Regions from separate parts of the Homo sapiens genome. Here region 1 is linked to region 2. Evidence: read pairs that join two places in POLR2A ChIA-PET (ENCODE). Cell type or tissue: MCF 10A. All regions are shown on one strand.

Region 1 (2,500 bases), 290 kb before region 2:
ATTCTCAGGGTATGCTTACGTTATTGCTGTCAGGTGAGTCTGCCATACAGGGTCATTCTCTGGGTATACTTACGTTATTGCTGTCAGGTGCATCTGCCATACCGGGTCATTCTCAGGGTATGTTTATGTTATTGTTGTCACATGTGCCTGCCGTACAATCCTCCATATTTCTTTGATATGTTTTATGCATTATCATTTCCTGCTGGCTTTTCCATCTGTTTAGCTGTGAGTTTTTAGAGGAGGGCCTCAACAAACCATGGGAAACTACAACCTAACACCCACTTTTGTAAATAAAGTTTTGTTGGAATAATCATATTCATTCTCTATGTACTGCCTATGGCTGCCTTTGTGCTATAATAGCAGAGTTGAGTAGTTGTGACAGAGACCATGTGGCCCATAAAACTTAAAATGTTTACTATCTGGCCCTTTACAGAAAAAGTATGCCCACCCCCATTCTAGAAGATAGGAGTCATCTTGTTCTATTTTCCCTCCTAAGGGCCTAGAATGTACCCTGCCCAGGCTTGTTGAATGAATGAATACATGAATAAATAAGCTTCAAAGGACAGATATATCAAAAGGTGGAGGCCGGGCATGGTGACTCATGTGTGTAATCTCAGCACTTTTGGGAGGCTGAGGTGGGAGAATTGCTTGAACCCAGCATGGGCCACATAGCAAGATCCAGTCATGTGTTTTTGTTTTTGTTTTTGTTTTTATTACAGGTAGAACTAGAGCATTCTAGCTAAAGGGAACAGAAATAGAATAAGTAAATACGTACAAGTGAAAATCAAGGGCAGCTTTCCAGTAGAGCAAAATGTCTAGCAAAAGTGAAGTCAGAAAGACTGGTTTAAGAAATATTCTGGGGCCAGGCATGGTGACTCATGCCTGTAATCCCAGCACTTTGGGAGGCCGAGGCGGGTGGATCATGAGGTCAGCATTTCAAGACCAGCCTGGCCAAAATGCAAAATGGTGAAACCCTGTCTCTACTAAAAACACAAAAATTAGCCAGGCGTGGTGGTGGGCGCCTGCAATCCCAGCTACTCAGGAGGCTGAGGTAGAGAATTGCTTGAACCCGGGAGGTGGAGGTTGCAGTGTGCCGAGATCACGCCACTGCACTCCAGCCTGGGCAACAAGAGCGAGGCTCCATTTCAAAAAAAAAAAAAAATTCTGGAAAGCCTGGAGTCTAGAATGAGGAGTTGATACTGAATTCCCTTTGCAATTGCCACATATATCACATGACCAGAGGTATAATTAAGGAAGATTCATCTGAGAGTGGAGGTTGCTGTAATGGTGAAGTTCTAAAGAGCTGACTCAGAATGGTGATGGAAAGTTTCTGAGAGACAATGCAGCTGGGTGGAAAGAGATGGGCTTCACAGCCAAACATCTACAACCCAGCCCCACAACATCCCAACTGTGTGACGTTAGGCAGTTGCTCAATCTTTCTGATTCGTAGCTATTTGTCAAACATGGTGATTCAGTGAGGATCCAGTTACAAAAATAACACTCATGCCAGGTAGTTCAGTGGAGAAAATTTAATACTGAAAGACCCAAAAGGGGAAGGTGAGACTATTCAGGCATTAAGCAACTGCCACCCTAAGGTGGGGACTAAGGGAGAACTTAGTGTTACAGGAGCTCAGGAGGCAGGGCTGTTCATTGGGATCTGTAGAAGCTGGGGCTATGGGGGAGGTGCTGCCACTGGGCCAGAGCCATTGCCCAGAGCAGAGAAAGAAGAGAAATGCCCAGGAGTTGCCTCTCTTCCTGCCCTTCTATCTCCTCCCAGTGCCTTCCATTGGCCAAACCCACCCAGAAGCCAGTTTCCCAGCAAAGAAGCCCTGAAAAGGTGGTTTGGGAGAATCTACCCCGTGACTGAAGGCAGAGTAGAGGAAGGGCACCTAGACTAGACTAGACTAGATTTGAGGCAAACGAGCAGATGACCTGTGCCATCTATCTCTGACTTGGGGTTGTGTTGAAGCAGGCTGAGCTGACACTGTGGGCTTCCACGTAGTATACAATCAGTAAATGGTAAATGTTCTTTTTTTCTTTTTACATCTCCATCCTCATTTTTTACCATTCGTCCCCAAATTCAGACATATTGATGTCTTTTTAGTTTCTAAAGGTCACTATGAACTCTATGACTTTGGGACCTGTGGATATTTAACTCCCTCTGCCCACGAAGTTTCATGTCCCCGTTTGATCACACACATTTTCCCCAACTTCCTCTTTTCTTTTCTTCTTTCAAAAATTTTTTTTCTTCCTCCTTCCCTCTCCTTCTCTCTTCTCCCTCTTTTGTTTTAGAATTCATCTTAGTTACTACCTCTGCCAGGATGCCTTCCCCAAGTCCTTTAGTGTTTGTTGGATGTCCCTGTCTGTGCTCTGATAACCTCCTATGCTCTATCATGTGTGCCTCTAGCCTAGCACTGAGCAAGACATAGATTTATTTTTTCTTTCCGTATGAGTTTTCTGTCGCTGCATAACAAATTACCACAAACTCAGCAGTCTAAAA
Region 2 (2,500 bases):
AAATAAAATTGGTAGGGCTGTCAGGAAATAAACACTCTCACACTGCTGTTCATATAAGCCTTCCTAGGCTCCATTTAGCTAAGATATCCAAAATCTTTTTAATTTACGTGCCCTCTCATGTAACAGTTCCACCTTTTAAGAAATATCTTGATGACTTAGGCTGTGAGTTATACAACCTAGTAATTTTTTTTTGAAAACTGAAAAGCTAAAAACAACCAGTTACCAATGAGCTGGGAGGACTGCTTGAGCCTACCAGGAGTTCAAGACCAGCCTGAGCAACATAGTGAGAGCCAGTCTCGACAAAAGATCAAAAAATTAGCCAGGTGAGGTGGCTTGCACTTGTAGTCCCAGCTACTCAGGGGACTGAGGTAGGAGGATCATCTGAGCCCAGGGAGGTCAAGGCTGTAGTGAGCCATGATCTTGCCAGTGGACTCCAGCCTAAGCGACACAGTGAGACCTTATCTCAAAAAGAAAAAAAAAAATTTTCTTAACAATAGCATTTACAGTCTTTACAGTCATGTGCTGCATATCAGTGTTCTGGTCCACAATAGATGATGATGGTGACCAATGCATAGATGATAGTCTCATAAGATTATAACACTTTATTTTTGCTGTACCTTTTCTGTTTAGACACACGAATAGGTAACCACTGTGTTACAGTATTGACTATATTATTCAGCATGTTACTACATGCTGTATAGGTTTGTAACCCAGGAGCAACAGGCTACACCACAGAGCCTAGGTGTGTAGTAGGCTATACCACCTAGGTTTGTGTAAGTATACTCTATGACGTTTGCACAATGGCAAAATTGCCTATTAACATGTTTCTTAAGAGTGTATCCCCATCCTTAAATGACACACGCAATATTAGATACTACTATTATCAAAGCCTGCTTGTTAAATACTAATGTCATTTCTAGGGTCTATAAACAACATTTTCACTACACTGAATACTTTGTAAGATGTTTATTTTGGGATCTGTTTTATTAAAAAGGAATTCCTTTGACACCTTACAGTAATCATTTCCTTGTTTGAACTGGGCCACTTAGTTTATCACAATCATAGTGGTCTAAAAGTCTAGTATAAAGTATTAAAAGAAAGATCTTGAATTTTACCTAAATATGCGAACTACATGCATGAACCTTAACAGGGGCCTATATTACTCATTATTTTTATTTGAGAATGTCAGAGAAGTGACAGGGTTGTACTTAAGATAACAATGCCTACTAAAAAATTAATTTATCAATAATTTGTTGCCAAGTATCAAAGTATGGAATATTTCACACTGGATGTTTGAAACCAAACGAAAAGCACAAAGCTGAATTTACTACTTACTGAAGGGATAGCTATGCCATCCAGGCACGGTCCCTCTGAATAGAGCACATTGCTGAGCTTACATAGAGTTTAGGGGGTAGCATGGGATTCAGGGATTGGCAGACTTTCAGAGGCTTATTAACATAGTTACTGACATTAGATTACTACTAGCTACATTACTGGGAAGTTACCTAATCTCTCTGTGTCTCAATGTCTTTATTTTTAAAAGAACACAGCATGGCTGTGTTCCAATAAAACTTTGTTTACAAAAACAGGCAGCAAGCTTGGTTTAGCCTACAGGCAGTAGGTAATCAGTTTCCTTCTGGTTCAAAATTACAGTAGCACATTTTGCTATTTAAAATTATAGAAGCTGTTGCCTTGCTTTTGAGAGATATCTGTCAGCCATACGCGACACAAGGCACATAAACTGGCGGTTAGCAGCAGACACTTTAGAGCTAGACAGTTTTGGGATTCTGTGTTAATTGTGCAGCCTCGGGCAAGTTACTTAAAATTACTCTGAGCCTCAGCTCTAAGGTTGTTGTGATGGGTAAGTGAAGTAATTTATATAAAGTATTTAGCTCTGTATCTAGTACATAGTAAGATTCAATAAACAGATGTTATTACTTTTATAAATTATGTGATCCTGAGTCCTTGGTCAGGAACACAGTCCTGCAATCAACATTTTTTCCAGCAAAGAAATAAAATATGCTTTATAATGCTCTACATGAGATTGCAATTATTAGGAACCCACTATAGAAAAGATGGTAATACCCTAAGTCATCTTTTTTTTTTTAATGACAACAGCAAGCATTAATTGGGTGCTTCTATCTACTTATTAGTTGTATATTCATTGTATGATATTGGTTAAGTTACATAACGTTTCATTAGCTTTAGTTTCCTCATCTGTAAAAATGAGGAAAATAATAGTATCAACCTCATAGGATTGCTATAAAACTTAAATGAGTTAACAAACTGGCACATAACAGATATATATATATATATATATATATATATATATATATATATATATAATTGTCATCATGAGTTAAATACTTACATGTATTCATTTCAATCCTTGGGATAACTCAAAGAGGTAAAATTCCTATTTTTTTGCAGTTTTGGATAATGAGGCCCAGAGAAGTTAAGACACCTAACCAAGGTCTCATAGCTATGAAGTGCAATGTCG

What was found. ChIA-PET counts read pairs that join two places held together with the same protein. Peaks named below come from ENCODE experiments on the same cell type or tissue, not always from the same donor. Only the 100,000 strongest peaks of a DNase experiment are listed, where the experiment ranks them.
Region 1: POLR2A ChIA-PET joins it to region 2 with 6 read pairs; 18 of 35 experiments call an interaction of 5 or more read pairs at or near these places.

What each region holds. Positions count from the first base shown.
Region 1 is chr4:86,926,653-86,929,152 of GRCh38, forward strand. All of the region lies in intron 2 of AFF1-AS1 (AFF1 antisense RNA 1), which reads right to left. It also overlaps a transcript of C4orf36 not described here. Among named protein-coding and RNA genes, the nearest start is that of AFF1-AS1, 6.9 kb to the right of the region's middle. In MCF 10A, no CTCF peak of the experiment used is centred here; DNase peaks (open chromatin) are centred at 569 and 1,409.
Region 2 is chr4:87,212,116-87,214,615 of GRCh38, forward strand. All of the region lies in intron 1 of KLHL8 (kelch like family member 8), which reads right to left. Among named protein-coding and RNA genes, the nearest start is that of KLHL8, 7.3 kb to the right of the region's middle. In MCF 10A, no CTCF peak of the experiment used is centred here; a DNase peak (open chromatin) is centred at 1,496.